Linked DNA regions of Homo sapiens: region 2 is linked to region 1. A link is a loop called in an ENCODE intact Hi-C map of the cell type or tissue named here. Cell type or tissue: heart right ventricle. All regions are shown on one strand. Links, peaks and the distances in the headings refer to the core of each region. The heading gives the core; the rest is flanking DNA.

Evidence for each region. A loop is a pair of places that touch in the nucleus more often than their neighbours do. Peaks named below come from ENCODE experiments on the same cell type or tissue, not always from the same donor. Only the 100,000 strongest peaks of a DNase experiment are listed, where the experiment ranks them.
Region 2: it touches region 1 in a loop (2.1-fold over the local background); 1 of 110 quality-filtered maps calls a loop at or near these places.

The regions. Positions count from the first base shown.
Region 1 is chr7:37,213,333-37,220,645 of GRCh38, reverse strand. ELMO1 (engulfment and cell motility 1) reads left to right here. Exons shown (of 22, transcript NM_014800.11): 11 at 3,951-4,001; 12 at 7,189-7,311. Among named protein-coding and RNA genes, the nearest start is that of ELMO1-AS1, 220 kb to the right of the region's middle. In heart right ventricle, for the core only: no CTCF peak of the experiment used is centred there; a DNase peak (open chromatin) is centred at 4,039; H3K27ac peaks cover 3,201 bases.
Region 2 is chr7:37,260,733-37,268,045 of GRCh38, reverse strand. All of the region lies in intron 5 of ELMO1 (engulfment and cell motility 1), which reads left to right. Among named protein-coding and RNA genes, the nearest start is that of ELMO1, 180 kb to the left of the region's middle. In heart right ventricle, for the core only: no CTCF peak of the experiment used is centred there; no DNase peak of the experiment used is centred there.

The DNA.
Region 1 (7,313 bases), core at 929-5,928:
GGAATCAGGTGTCAATCTGTACTAACTTCAGGACATTGATAATAATGGTAATATAATGGAATGTCGATATAAGATTAGGTTTGGATTTTGTGAATCAAGTCTTTCTTTGAAAACTATGCAACATAAGACTGACAGGAGACAGTTTGGCTATATATTATTCTAATAAACCACCACAAAGAGTAATAAACCATGACAAAGAGTAGTCTAATAACCTTAAACCATTTAAGAAAAGATTCCAACTAAGAAAGACTGTATATAATTCAGCAGAAATTTATGAAGTATTATATGACTCATTCATTCAAGCTCTAAAAAATACCTACAAGGTATTTAATTTACTTGCCCATGGAAAAGTGATGTGGACTTCATAAACTATAAACTCTTGAAATTAAGAATGTTGTTCATCAAAATAAAGGGAGTATCATGATTTTTAAATTTAAAAAAATTTCAGTGAGTAGCGAGATAGCTCTAAAAAGGGATTTCAGATTCATAATGAAGAAAAGTTTGTTGGATATTATTTTCTGAAGGTCAGTAGAGGCCTGTAAAGCAGAAGACTGAGCTAACTGGTGACATCATGTGGGTTGCTGTGGATTTATATTAACAGCTGAGCTTGTATGCCTTAGTCTGGGCTCTATGTTCTAAGTAAAATAAAGTTTCAGCTGGTCTGAATTTGACGTTGGCATTGTTATTGGCGTATGTTCTGAAAAATTAAAAGTTCTGAATTTTTGGCAAATAGGAAAATTGACCAAAGTCAGCCATCAATGATAATATTATTGAGAGTCTGGCATGTGCCAAGCAGTGTTCAGTGTTTTATATTACATTATTTCATTTTATTCTCATATTCAGAGAAAGCCACATTATTTCTGTTTTATAAGTAAGGAAATTGAGCCTCAAAGGGAGTAAAGAACTTGACCAGGTTACTGAGCGGGTAAGAATCAGAGTTCGAGTCTCAACCTTATCCCTGCTTTTACCTGCAAAGCATCCCATCCAACGCCTGTCAGAGATGTCACTCATAGAATTCTCCTGTATTTGCCAAGTAAACAACTCCCCGAAGCCTGGATAGCACCAAGCCCATTTTCTCACTCCAATTAGATTGAAATATAATCTAAACATGTATTTACTGGATTTGCAGGAACACTATTTTTTGTTTGTTTTTTGTTGTATCTGTTTAAAGCCTTAGAACCATTGCTTTGTTTGGAGTAGCCTGATTCCACTTCAGTCAAATACTTTTTTAAAATTTCATCTTTTTTTGACTTGGGGCCAGACACATTCACAGGACTCCATTATCTGGGGTTTCTTTGAATTTGGAATGCTTTTAAACACTTATACCTTATTTCTGCTGTTACTGAAAAAAATGCCACCATGGTCAGAAGGACCTGTGCTGTTTTTTCCTTTGCATCTGTGAGGTAGGCCTTACTGAGAGAGGCCTGTGCTGGGGCCTAGGGTAAAGCTTCCTCCTCTGGGAACTCCCTTCCCTTCTAGGGTTCCCCCAGGGGTGGAGGCCTTGCTTTCCCATGCCTCTGGGATGTAGGAGATTCTCAGTTTCCTGGCACAAACGGAGGGAAGGGCTGGGCTAGTTTTGTCGGGGAGGAGGTTGCTGTTAGGCGGGCAAATGGATCCTTTTGCTTACAACTTTTACCATTATTCAGTTCACTATTTCAATGGCAAATATGTTGGTGAGATCCCTTCCAAATTTCTCTACAAATACTTATACTTTTGATAAGCACTATTTAAAAAACTTGTTAGTTAAAAGATTTGGTAGAAAAATCAGAAAATACTGACTCAAAAGGAAGAAGTTTGAAAGATTCCTGTAATTATATTCCCAGAGGCAGAACCACGGCAATTATTTACAACTCTTGTGACTTTCATGGTGCTACTTCCCTGTTTGTTCTGTGCAAATATTCTCCTAATACATCATTTTTTTTCACCAAATGTGAGCATACTACATGCATTGTAGTTTTTCTAAACTTCTTTTAAAACTAAACAATATTTTGTGGACATCTTTCCATGTCAGTATATCTGGATTCATATTTGTAGCTATCTATACTTTTACATAATTTTAATGCTATAAAATATTCCCCATGGATTCTCACATTTACTCCAATAATTCCTTACTATTAGACCAAAAAATGGAGGCATGGATATTTCTATTTTCTCTTTGACCAAGCTGCTGTTCCTTAGGAGGGTAGTATAAAATATTTATTTGTTATTTTATCAAACATTTATTGTCTTCTCGGTGTCAGACATTGTACTTTGGGCTTGGAATACAAAAAAGAAAAAGACAGTTTCTGCTCATGAGGGACTCACAGTCTTATGCAGACAATAAATATTGTAAACAGACAATTACAATGATTTCTTTAGTAGAAGTTGGACATACATTGTCCCTTCTAACTTTAAATTTTATAGACTGATAGACAAACATAGGAACAGAAATATTTTTTTCCGTCTTTATTTATGAGCAATAATTTCATCTTTTTAAAGGAAAGAAATTAAAACAGCTATAGGATCCTTTGAGGCTTTTATTTGTCATCTGGTCTAGGAGAAACAAAAAAACCACCACCAGTGGGCCTTTCTATGAAGATCAGCAAGAAAGCCCTGCTTTCTATGCCTCGTGGAAGGGAAGGTTCCTTCTGGGTTACCATTTGAGTTGTTTCTCAATGCGTCATTGCTCCTGCTTTCTTGTTTTCAAGAGTATAAGACCTAGTATTGGATGTTGACTTGAGTGCCATCTAGCTTTTTTGAGTCACCTTACAGTATTTAAGCACTTTTCAATGCAGTGGGTCAGCAGGGGCGTTCAAATACAGTGGTCAACCTCTAACAGAGTCCTCTGAATTTCCATCCCTTCTTCTCTCCTGCTTGCTTTCCTTTCTGTGGTGGCGATGACGCCGTTAGGTTGATGTAGAGAGCAATGTTGACATCCTTGATTGTCCTCTGACTGTAAGTCACCCACGTTCCCTTTGTTAGCGTAAAGTGGGCCCTGCTCTCCTGTGCTGCTCCTGTCCACCCCTGCTTGTATGCCCTCCTCAGAAATCTCCCCCACCCCCCATGTTCTTGGTTTTCTTTGCTTTCTGCAAATTTGTTTTAACCTTAGTAGAAATCATGGTTGAGTTTTTAAACCGTGGCTTAGTTTCTTCTCTACTCAGTAAGAGTAGCAACACCAAAAACACCCCCTACCACAAAACAACGGTCAAGTGTCTTCCTGAATATGAGCAGTATTTTTACTTTAAAAGGCTCCAAGTGCTCCAAGACTATGCTTGATATACTATTTTCCCTTAGTCTCCACTTGTCAATATTTATAAAGGGACTCTGTGCATCATTTCCTTTAATAAAATCACCCTTGAATCCTCCATACCAGTCAGGAGATGCCAAGGCACAAAACAACCTGCAGAAATCAGGCCTTGCAGAGCTCAGTGAGTGTAGACTCTAGAGCTTTGCATCACCCAGATATTTGCCCTTCACTTAAACTCCACTCAGATCACTTATGTAGCCTGGTATATGTATTACTCACTCTTTGGTTTTGCACAGATTAAGATGAAATGACTTTTAGAAGATACTGGAATCTCCTTGCTACAGGCATGTGTTGCCTAATAAAAGCTTTCTGCACGTACGTAGTCTAATAAAAGATGATGAGGCTTTCTAATAGCCATTGCTTTGTTTGGAGTGCCTGATTTTTATTTAGCACCCACCTTTTTCTGGAAGGAAGAAATTCCTAAAGAAAAGAAGTTTGCAGGTGCCAGATATCTTTCCTTTGCTTTTGGACATTGCTTTTACATTCTAAATAAAACAGTCAAAAAAATAATTTGAATACTACTGCCTGTTTGAGTTCATTATTTCATAAGAAATACTGCTGATATACAGTTACGAAGCACACCCCAGGATAAGGTCATTTTTGGCCATGTCGAAATGTAGCTTTCTAACCTAAGCCTTTGTGTGGGTGTGTTTTTCTTCCACAGGAGATGGCGAATATTTTGGCTCAGAAGCAACTGCGTTCCATCATTTTAACAGTGAGTACCTATGCGCTGTGACCTCTTTGTGGGGGAGGAGTGGCCTGGTGCATTTGTTAATCTCTTCTTTTGGCTTCAGTCTGTGGTTTGTTCTGTGACTTCCTTCTGTGGTGAAGCAGTAGGAACTCTAATGAAGGAAAAAGTGAGTTTTTGGAATTGGAATAAATAAAGGCTTTCCCACAGGAATTGCCTCATTGGATTGGAGGGAGGGGTTTCTGGAACTGCTCTGGAGAGAGAAAGGGGGAACGCATTCTGGCCGGAAGGGTTGGATAGCTCTCTCAGTGGGGCAGGTTAGGGAGATCAGGGCTTAAAAGATTCACCCTGATGAGGTTTTGCTCTTTCAATGAGGAAGCTAGCTGTAAACATATCAGGTACCAAGAGAAGTCCTGAGATGTTGAACATCAGTTTTGGGGGCCCGCATGCAAGAGAGAGGAAGGAAAGATATAGATAGGAGCCACTCATTCGCTGCGATGCAAGATGACCTTAAACCTTGGTGGAAAAAAAAAAAAGCCCTAAGTGTCACCTTGCAAATGTTTAGAAATAAACCAAATAACAAGATTTCCTGAGGCCTTACCCGCTATTTGACTTACCAGCTACTTGAAAGAAGCAGGTTGATTGATTGCCCTGCTTACAAAAAAGAAAAAAAAAAAAAGGAAAAGAGGAAAAGAAAGAAAAAGAAAAATCTCTGTTTGCGTGATTCCAAAGAGCAGTTCAGCAAGCTTACAGTTAAAAACACTTGGTCCTCAAATGCAGGTTTTATTATTATTCAAGTATGGTGAGGCCAACAGATCAGGAGGTGGCTGGCATTGAAAAGTTTGTTAATTATAGTTCCCCAAAGGAGGGGGCATGCCGTGCCACTGGGGGATTGTCGGGGCAGGGGAAGCTCCTGAGTCAGGAGGCAGGGGAAGCCCAAGGAGACCTGGGCGAGAGCCCTTACTGTGGTTTTTGAGGGAAGGGATATGTGAGGCCAGGTAAGCTGGCTGAGCAGGTTTAGGATTGGCTAGTTTGAATAATTTCAGTGGGCTTTGGAGTTTATGGGCTGTCTCCAGTTGTCTGGTACCTGGCCCTGGGTGGTTAGGGCAGGAGAACAGTGGTCCTAAGAGTAGGAGCCAGAGCTTGTAGAGGAGTGGGGGGTGGGTGCCAAGGCTCTGGACTGATTCATTTGCATATGAAAGGAGTCATTTATTATCTCTAGGAATTGGCTAGACCTGGGAGGAGCAGTCTCTTCAGGGTCAACAAGGTCCCAGATGTCCCAACAGCAGAAACAAATGTCTAATACACACACACACTATCCCCCCTCCCTCTCCCACCAATACAAGTAAGCCATCAAAAATTAATGTTGAAAATAAATGTTCTAGATCCCAAAGCCAGTGGTAATGCCAGCAATTTGTGACCAAGTTAGTTCAATTTTAAACTTCCTGGCTGTCAAAGATGACAAGAAATGTATGAGTGTAACTTTCATTGTTTGATAAAAAGAGGTCCCCCAGTTCTTCGGGAAAGATAAACCTTTTCCCTCTGGAACTGAAATCTGAAATGAATCTTGGGAGAGCATCTTAATACATTCTAGGTCCAATTGTGGTTTTGGAAGTGCAGAAGTATTCATAATTACTGTCCTTCTTTATATTGGCTCTCAGTAAATGTAGAAGCAGCAGCATCAATGGGTAGCTCAGTGTCTTCATATTACCTTGATGTGGGAGTCAGGGTTAGAATGCCCTGAGATATGAGTGGCATTAATGACTGTGTTCACCCTGTCTCAAAAATCAGTTTGCTTCAGTGGGACTTCTTGTATGAGATGTTGTTGATGGCTGAAGTTCGAGGTTGGTACTCTCCTGCAAGAACTTGGAGTGCAGTACTTTCGAGTTGCTAAGAAAAGAGATTCCCATACGCTTTGGATACTAAGTGTGTGCCATGAGTTAACATGCTTTTCTGAGGATTGGAGGATAAGGGGTTTGATTTGCTCCTAACCATCCGTTATCTAGCTTCCCTGCTTCCCATAATTTTGGTTTGGTGACTGTATTCTCTCATTCCTCCCTGTCCTCTTTCTTCTATTCCTCAATCTTCTCCCACCCCTCCTCCTTGAATTAGCTATTTCAGCATGGCACTGACAGCTATGGTGTGGATTGCAGGTGGATGTCAGGTTGAGAGTCACCCAGGCAGCACTCTAAGGACCTAGACTTCCTCCAATCCTGGAGGAAGATCATTTTTCTCTACAATGGGGAGCTTTGTCATTTACTGAACGGCCACTTAGAAGTTGGTTTGCAGCAGTCTGTCTACCCAGGAGCAACTACAGATTGCCAAGAGAATTGGTCTTTCAGATAACATGGCATGAGTGGGGCTAGCACAGTTGAAATAACTGATTTGATGGGTTGTTCCACCACATTGATCCATTGTTTGGCATTTTTAATGTACAGTCAGAATCTCTGTTGAAAAGGCTGTATGTTAGTCCCAAATGCTGAATGTTGAGTTGGTGGCAGCTGTCCCATTTCTGGGCAGGGGTGAGGGGATTGGGGGTGGACCTATCCAGTCTTCCTGTCCTGCCACTCCTTGTATGTTCTCTTTTCAGTTCTGTTTCTATGGGGAAAAGTCATTTTATCTTTCATTTAATTGTTAACAGTGAGTAAAGTAATTCACGAGCATTTGCTCTCTGCTTTTGATGGTAGACATCCTTGTGTAGCTCCCACAGTGGATTAAGATTTGATGGGTATTTTGCTTTTGTGTGTTCCTTCTAAAACTTTTCCCCATTTTGAAGTGGGCTCACCTGTCAGAGACAGTCCCAGGGTAAGATAATGGCAAAATTGCTTCCTATGGGTATGCATCATTGGTTTTTCTGCTGCGTGTGACAGATGCTTCCATTGTAGAAATCCACAGTTGTCTTGGAGACACCCCCATTTCAAGCACATCTTCTCTTGACTTATATGGCTGCCATCATCAGTCCCTTTCCAGCGCTTTTCCCCTTCCACTCCCTCCTGCCCACAGTAGGTTTTTTCATGGCCTGTGACCTGAAGATCAGGAACCTTACTGGGCTCTGAAATTCAAAGGAAAGCTCTGAAATTCCCTGTGCCCTCACCTTCCTTCTCCATTCCTTATACCTCCCAGTGAAGACTGTGAGAGCCTTCTTGAGTGTTAATTCTAGTTGTTTCCTTTTCTTTCTTTTTTAAAAAATTTCATTTGTGAACCATCTCCCTAGCATGTCATCCGAGCCCAGCGGGCCATCAACAATGAGATGGCGCACCAGCTGTATGTTCTACAAGTGCTCACCTTTAACCTCCTGGAAGACAGGATGATGACCAAAATGGACCCCCAGGACCAGGT
Region 2 (7,313 bases), core at 894-5,893, 47 kb before region 1:
GCTTATGGTGACTATATTTGTAGTCTTGAAGTAGAGAGAAACTTCTAAGTAGAACACAAAATGCAGAAACCATAAAGAAAAAGATCAATAAATTTGACTACCAAAAAATTAAAACAACCCCACAAAAACTTTGTGTTTGGAAAGAATTCCAGAAACAAAGTCAAAAACAACATTGGAAAAAATAATTGACAGCTGCATAATGGAGGTCCGGTTCATTCATTTGCAAGATTTTTTATGAGTGGATCAAGAAACCGTCCCAAAAGACAGGCTGCCAAAAGCTATGAACAAGGGAAAAATAAACAAAATAATGTCTGTGCATGTATGTGTGTATGTATCTATCTGAGAAGAAGTTCAATCTCTCTTAGAGATGAAAATCTACAGTCCTAGATAATCTAAGTGTGAGGAAAAGATGCTGTGGGGTCAGGATTTTGAAAATTTGAAGTAGAATCTATTTGTATGCCCTCTTCGGGGGCAATCTAGTGGTATTCACCTAAGTTTAAAATACATATACCTTTGTCTTAACAGTACTGCTGCTGGGAATTTATATAATAAATAGACTCACAAAAGCACTGCAGGATGAACACACACACACACGCGTGCGCGCGCCCAAGCATGGCTATATGCATCATTGTTTTTAGTGATCAAAAACTAGGAACCTGTTATGTATCTATCAGTTGGACTAGGTAAGTGCAGTAGGTAATTTTTATGTTGTAGAATACTGTGCAGTTGTTAGTAAGAATGTGATACGTGCTGCCGAGGAGGTATCCCTAAAGTATGCCATTAACACAAAAGCAGGTTGCAGAACATCCTGTATAGAGGGATGCCTGTTATGTATGTGGAAGGGAAGTGTATGTATATTCAGATAAAAGGATAAAATGTTTCTCAAGGGATACCCACAAGAAACTGTTACCTTTGGGCTAACTTTATTTTTTTATTTGGTAACTTCCAGTAGTACTCGTGTGTGTGTGTGTGTGTGTGTGTGTGTGTGTGTGTGTGTGTGTGTGTGTATATATACATATTTTTTTTTTTTTTTTAGATGGAGTCTTGCTCTGTCGCCCAGGCTGGAGTATAGTGGCACAATTTCAGCTCACTAAAATCTCCGCCTCCTGGGTTCAAGTGATTCTCCTGCCTCAGCCTCCCGAGTAGCTGGGACTACAGGCGTACGCCATCATGCCCGGCTAATTTTTGTATTTTTAGTAGAGATGGGGTTTCCCCATGTTGGCAAGGCTGGTCTCGAATTCTTGACCTCAAGTTATCTGCTCGCCTCAACCTCCCAAAGTGCTGGGATTACAGGTGTGAGCCACCATGCCTGGCTGTACTCATGTATTTCTACCTATCTCATGTGCTGGTATTATTTTTAATTAAAGAAATACACAAATATATATTACAAAGCCATTATAGTACAAAAGAGGTGAATCATAATGCCCTATGCTAAAAACATGTCAAGATTGCAAACTATGAGATTTTTTTGTGAACCCTATTATAAGCGAACTGAATTATTGACCATTATGCCTTCTTTTGGCCTGTGTGGATGTATTATAGAAAGCAGAACTGCTCATCAAGTCCCTACTGTTGCTTTGTCAGCTGTAAGCATAATCCTTGCTTTCTACTCTTTCTGGTTTAGGGAGCCGGTATCAGCATTATTTAGGTCAGAGGGCCTGTCATCATGATTTTTGGGTCTTATTCCCTCTGGCAATAAGAAAAATAGTATTATCTCAGTCATTGTGTGGATTCAGGTTATCGGAGATTCTTAACAATAAGCCCATTAATTTTTTTTTTTAATTCCATTTTTCAATTCAGGTTTTCAATTTTTCTCTCCTGGTTTGAGAAACTAATAAAGGGTTGTAACATGCCTTAAATTCTATTTATTGGCATCACTCTCAGCGGCCTAGCTTATGGGAGAAGAAGCCAGTGGAGGCTGGCAGGCAGAGGCGACACAGGATCCCCAGGCTGCTGCCCAAGGACAGATTGCAGGGGCGGCCAGGGCACCGGGTCAGAGTTTCTTGCAGGTTCAGGAGATGCAGGGGGCTTGGGCTACCTGCCTTGTAGGGAATTGGAGAGTTGGAAGGAGTGTCGTGGAGGGCAAGCCCCAGAACTTCAGCATGTGGTGCTCTTTGAGGAAGGATGTCCTGTTCCTCCCGGTGCTCTGGCAAAATTAACTGCGTGCTGTTAACTAGGAAGCCTGGACAGATGCAGGTGTGCCAGCCACCCCCATGGAAATGGCATTTAAAGCTGTGGGCTGGAAGAGGTCACCATGGGGAAAGTAGAGGAGAGGGCTCAGCACAGACCCCTGGGGACACTCTTAAGGTTTAGAGGAGGAGCCTAGCAAGAAGCCAGGTGAGCAAAGTGTTTCAAGGAGGAGGGAGTAGTACTTAGGTGTGTTGGAGGCTGTCCAGGTAATAAAGATGATGCGATGAGGGTGGTCCCTGGGCTGCCACCTGGAGGTATTAATAGCATGGTGGAGACACTCTCCATGCAGGGCTGGACAGGGACGCCTCATGAGAGCGGGGAGAATAGGAGGTAGAACGGAGGCAACACTTTCGAGCTACTCTCTCTTCCAAAACTTTTGCTGAAAATGCAAGCAGAGAAATGAGGAAGTAGCTGTAGGGAAACTGGGTCAATGGATGTTTTTACCTTTCTGTTTATTTTTTTTAAAGATGGGAGATATTAGAGATTTTTGCAGCTGGAAATGTTCTACTACAGAGAGAGAATTGATGATACAGAAGAAAGGGAGATAAATTTGAAGTAAAATACTTGAGAAGGCCAGGGGAGAGGAGATCCAGAGCTGAGGGGAAGAGCTGACTTCTGATAGGAAACAGGGTCCCCGCCACACAGCATCTATCAGGAGGAAGCAGAGCTTGAGGGTAGAGATGCCAGCAGCTGGTGCTGTTAGAAGTAGGAAGATGAAGGAACTCCTGGCTGATTGCTTTGATTTCCTCAATTAAATGATCACCAGTGGAGGGGAGGCAGCAGAAAGGCATAGAGGGGGTTTAAGGAGAGTAGAAAAGGTATGGAGGAGTCATTCTGAAGGGACACAGCAAACATTCCAGGAAAATATTGGATTGCTGGGCAACATTGAGCGTACATTTGAAGATATCTATTAAACTGTTGAAACTAAGGATGTTTTTAGACTACTTTTTAATTGGCATCATGGATCCAGAGTTATGCTAGAAGTTTCTTGGGGATGATTTTAACTTGTATCTTCAAGAGAGAGAAATGTTAAATGCTTGACACACACACACTACCAGTACCCTTTCCTGTGCCCACGGCTAATCCTTTATGAGCTGTTTCCTCCCTTGGAGTCTGGAGTCTGGGTCCAGAACCCTTTCCTATCTGGGACATGAGGTAGCCACATCAAGCTGTTTCAATGGCCCAAAGTAAAACTTTTTTCTATCCTTAGAGCAATACCAGAAAATATAACTTGCTGTCTGATACAGAGACCTACATGACTATTAGATTCTTTTCATGTGTGCTGGTTGCTTGAAAAATCAGAACCAAGGCTATCTTATTTTTTTAATAATGTTGACTCTTTCCTCCCAAATATAAAAATGGTGCAAATTCATTATGGAAAATGCAAAAAATAAGGCTTCCTGCAAAGAAAATTGTTTAGAATATTACAATTCATAAATAACCACAGGTCACATCTACTTGCCTTCTTTGACCATTTGTATGCAAATGTGTGAATACATATGTGTGCATACATGAATGTATATATATTCATTTATAGGTTCATATATATATTCATTTATGCATTCATATATATATGTGTATTCATTTGTACATTCATTTAGTGAAATGTGTTTTGAACTCATGGTAAATGCCAGACACACTTCTGTGTGCTGGGTGACATTACATTCTGGCAGATACACACACTCCACTGCGCATATTCCCACCTCCCATAAACAATAAAATATGTTTGCGTCTTGGCTGTTTCTCTTAATATTGCCTCGTGAGGATGTTCTCACACTATTTTACATTCTCTAAAAGTTCCATATGTAGTTCTATATGATATTTCATCCTATGACTATGTCATGACTATTTCACCATTGTCCTATTGGTAAACACGATGGTTGCTCAATGTTTGGCTATGAATGCTGTTTTAAGGGCTCCAAATGTACCACACATCCATCTCCGATATTTACATGCATCCATTCAGGGAAGCACATCACCACCAGGGACTCCTTCAGCTCTGCATGCTCATGAACACCCTAGGCTACCTTGTCTACTGCTTCCACATCCTCACTTCCCTCCACACCCCCTGGCCTGCAGACCCCAGACACATCAGTCCTCTCCTTTCTCTCCCTCCAGACAGGCCAGGCTTGTTCCACCTGAATCAGGGCTTTGGCACTAACCATTGATGCTGCCCAGAATATTCCACTCCCCAATGTGGTGGGGTCCTTCTTGTCAGTCAGATCTCTCCTTGAATGTCACTTCCTTAGGTTGCTTGTCCCTGAAAACCACTCCATCTAAAGAAGCCATCAGTCACTCTCTAACACAAACCCTCCACTTTAGGTTTTGCTATGAAACATCAATATTTGATTTTTTATTGCTAATTTTAAAAGTTGTCCACCTGCCACACCAAGGTGGGTGAGCCCCAGGAGGTTGAGAACCGTAGCTGTCTTATTTGTTGCTGTATCCCAAATGTGCGGAACAAATGTCAAGCTTTTCAGAAGTATTTGTTGAATCAGTGAATGAGGATGCTGAGGATTTTGAAGGAACATTCCTTTCCACTGGATAACTGGAAAGACTTGTCTGAGAATACATATATTTATATATATAAAATATATAAAATTATATAAAGAGTGATCTGCAATAACTGATATCTGAGAACAAAATTTCCTTACAAAACTCCAATCTTTTCAGAATAAAAACTTTGATTCCCACTTTTTTTATATAATAAATGTTGTATTTCCAGATTATTTAGAAATTAGAGAAGATAAAAAGAAGGTATATCCCTGCCTGTTCTGGATCCAATTGGAAAAATATTGCATTAAAAGGGTCCCACCAGTTTGACATAATATTTTGATTGGAGGTCACTTCTGGGACTCACCTCTGTGGAGCACCTTTTCCTGGCGGACTCCATGATGAGGGTTACTGCCCAGCTGAGATGCACTCTGTCACACTGTGGGTGGAAGGGAACCTTAAACATGATCTCATCACAGTTCCTTGGTGTACCTACTGATGGGGAAAATGAGGCCAAGAGAGGTGAAGAGAGAAGTTCACTGCAGCCCTGGAGGTAGCCAATGGCAGAGATGTAAGTAGCCCTGCCTTGGACTCCTGGGTCATGGAGGTTTCCATCATGGTCCCCTCGCCACCTGGCTTGCCACAGTCCTCCCCTCCTCTTTAGTGATGTGTCTCCTCCAGTTGTTCACCTATGTCCTAGGATGAAGAGGGAAATTTACCCTAAAGCAAACACTGTGGGAACTGCACTTTTTAAAGAAAAGTTGTCTCCTTAGATACGGGTACCAAGGGAAGGAGCAAGGCCTGTGGGGATAGTTAAGAACAGCCTCATGCCAACAGAACACATCATTCTCAGGCGCTGGGGTGAGTGAAGGAGAGGGGTGAATAGTTCTGTAGGAACTTTCCAGGCCATTGAGTCTATGAGCTTTTTTGTAGTTTGACAATTTGGAGAAGGCTTTACTGCTATTACTGGGAGTGACTCCTTGGCTAAGATCCCAGCAAGTTAGGATATTGCTTTGCTATTCTTACATGTGACCATCTTGGTAAAATATTTTCAATTTCTATAGCAGCAACCCATGAGCAGTTGTGGGATTTGGGAGGACTCCACAGTCTTGATTCCTCTGCTTGGGACATTTGTCCTTTTCAGGTTTCTGTTGTTTCTCTCCTCACTTCTTTTATTTTAAAATTTATTTATTTACTTTTAAGTAGGTAAGTATGAAGGCATGTAAATGAATTAGGAAGAATAGATATAATAAAGTATATATTAATAAGAGTAGGTATAATAAATTCCATCTACTTAGCTTCCACATTATTGACTTTTTCTTTGTTTTCTTAGCAAAGGTTCTTCCTTAAAGGTGCACAGCTTTTAAAAGGGCAAGCACATTTTCTTTAGGTACTGTAAACCAGGAGGGCCTCCTTGTGTTACAGCTGGGGAAGATCAGGTGGTAGTTGAAAAACACAATCAGCTGGGCGTGGTGGCTCACGCCTGTAATCCCAGCACTTTGGGAGGCCGAGGCAGGCTGATCACCTGAGGTCAGGAATTCAAGACCAGCCTGGCCAACATGGTGAAACCCTGTGTCTACTAAAAATTGAAAAATTAGCCAGGCATGGTGCAAGAACTTGTAATTCCAGCTACTTGGGACGCTGAGACAGGAGAATCGCTTGAATCTGGGAGGCGGAGGTTGCAGTGAGTCGAGATTGTGCCACTGCACTCCAGCCTGGGTGACAGAGCAAGACTCCCTAAAAAAAAAAGAAAGAAAGAAAAACACAATCAGAGCTGCTCATTCTATCATCACGGAGAGATGCAGCATCCTGAGTGATTTAGAGTGGTGGTCCTCAGCGTGTGATTCCCAGGCCAGCAGCAGCAACACTTAGGGGCTTGTTAAACACAAAACTTTTGGGACCCCACCCCAGACCTTTAGAACCAGAAACTCTAGGGGTGGCCCTTGGTCTGTGTATTAAGAAGTCATCCAGGTGATTCTTACACAGGCAACAATTTGAGATCCACTGTTTACAATGTGTTTTCTGGAGTCCAGCTGCCCAGTTTCTATTTTAGCCTCAGCACTGATAAGCTGTGTGACCTTGGGCAAGTTACCTAACTTCCCTGAACTTCAATTTCCTTTGTCAAATAAAGCCTATGATAGGACCTACCTGTTGGGACTATTGTGGAGATTAAATGAATTACTTTATGAGGTATTTAGAATAGTGGCTTATAAAAAGTGCTAGGAAACTTGGCTATTTTTTATATTGGTATCAACTGCATCAAACACTATTAGCATTAATAATGACAATGAAATAATTTTTGGGTACTCATTATTGTCATAACCTATATAGTAAATGCAAACATCCTTCTTGGAGAAAAAATACACTTTTCAAGGAATTTGAAATGATTTGCTTGGGTTAACTATTAAATGTTCATGTGAATGCTGTATATCCATTTGAAAATTTTGGAAAGTACTATATCCCTGAACAATTTTAAGAGATAAATAATTCTCACCCAGCTCTCCACTCTCCCTTTTAATATTTGAGTGATGTGTGGGTTATCTGTAGATCAGTGAATAGATAAGTAGGGAGGGCTCTCGTTTTCCTCCCTGCTCTTTTCCTTCTTTTCTAATTTCTGATGCAACGTGTCT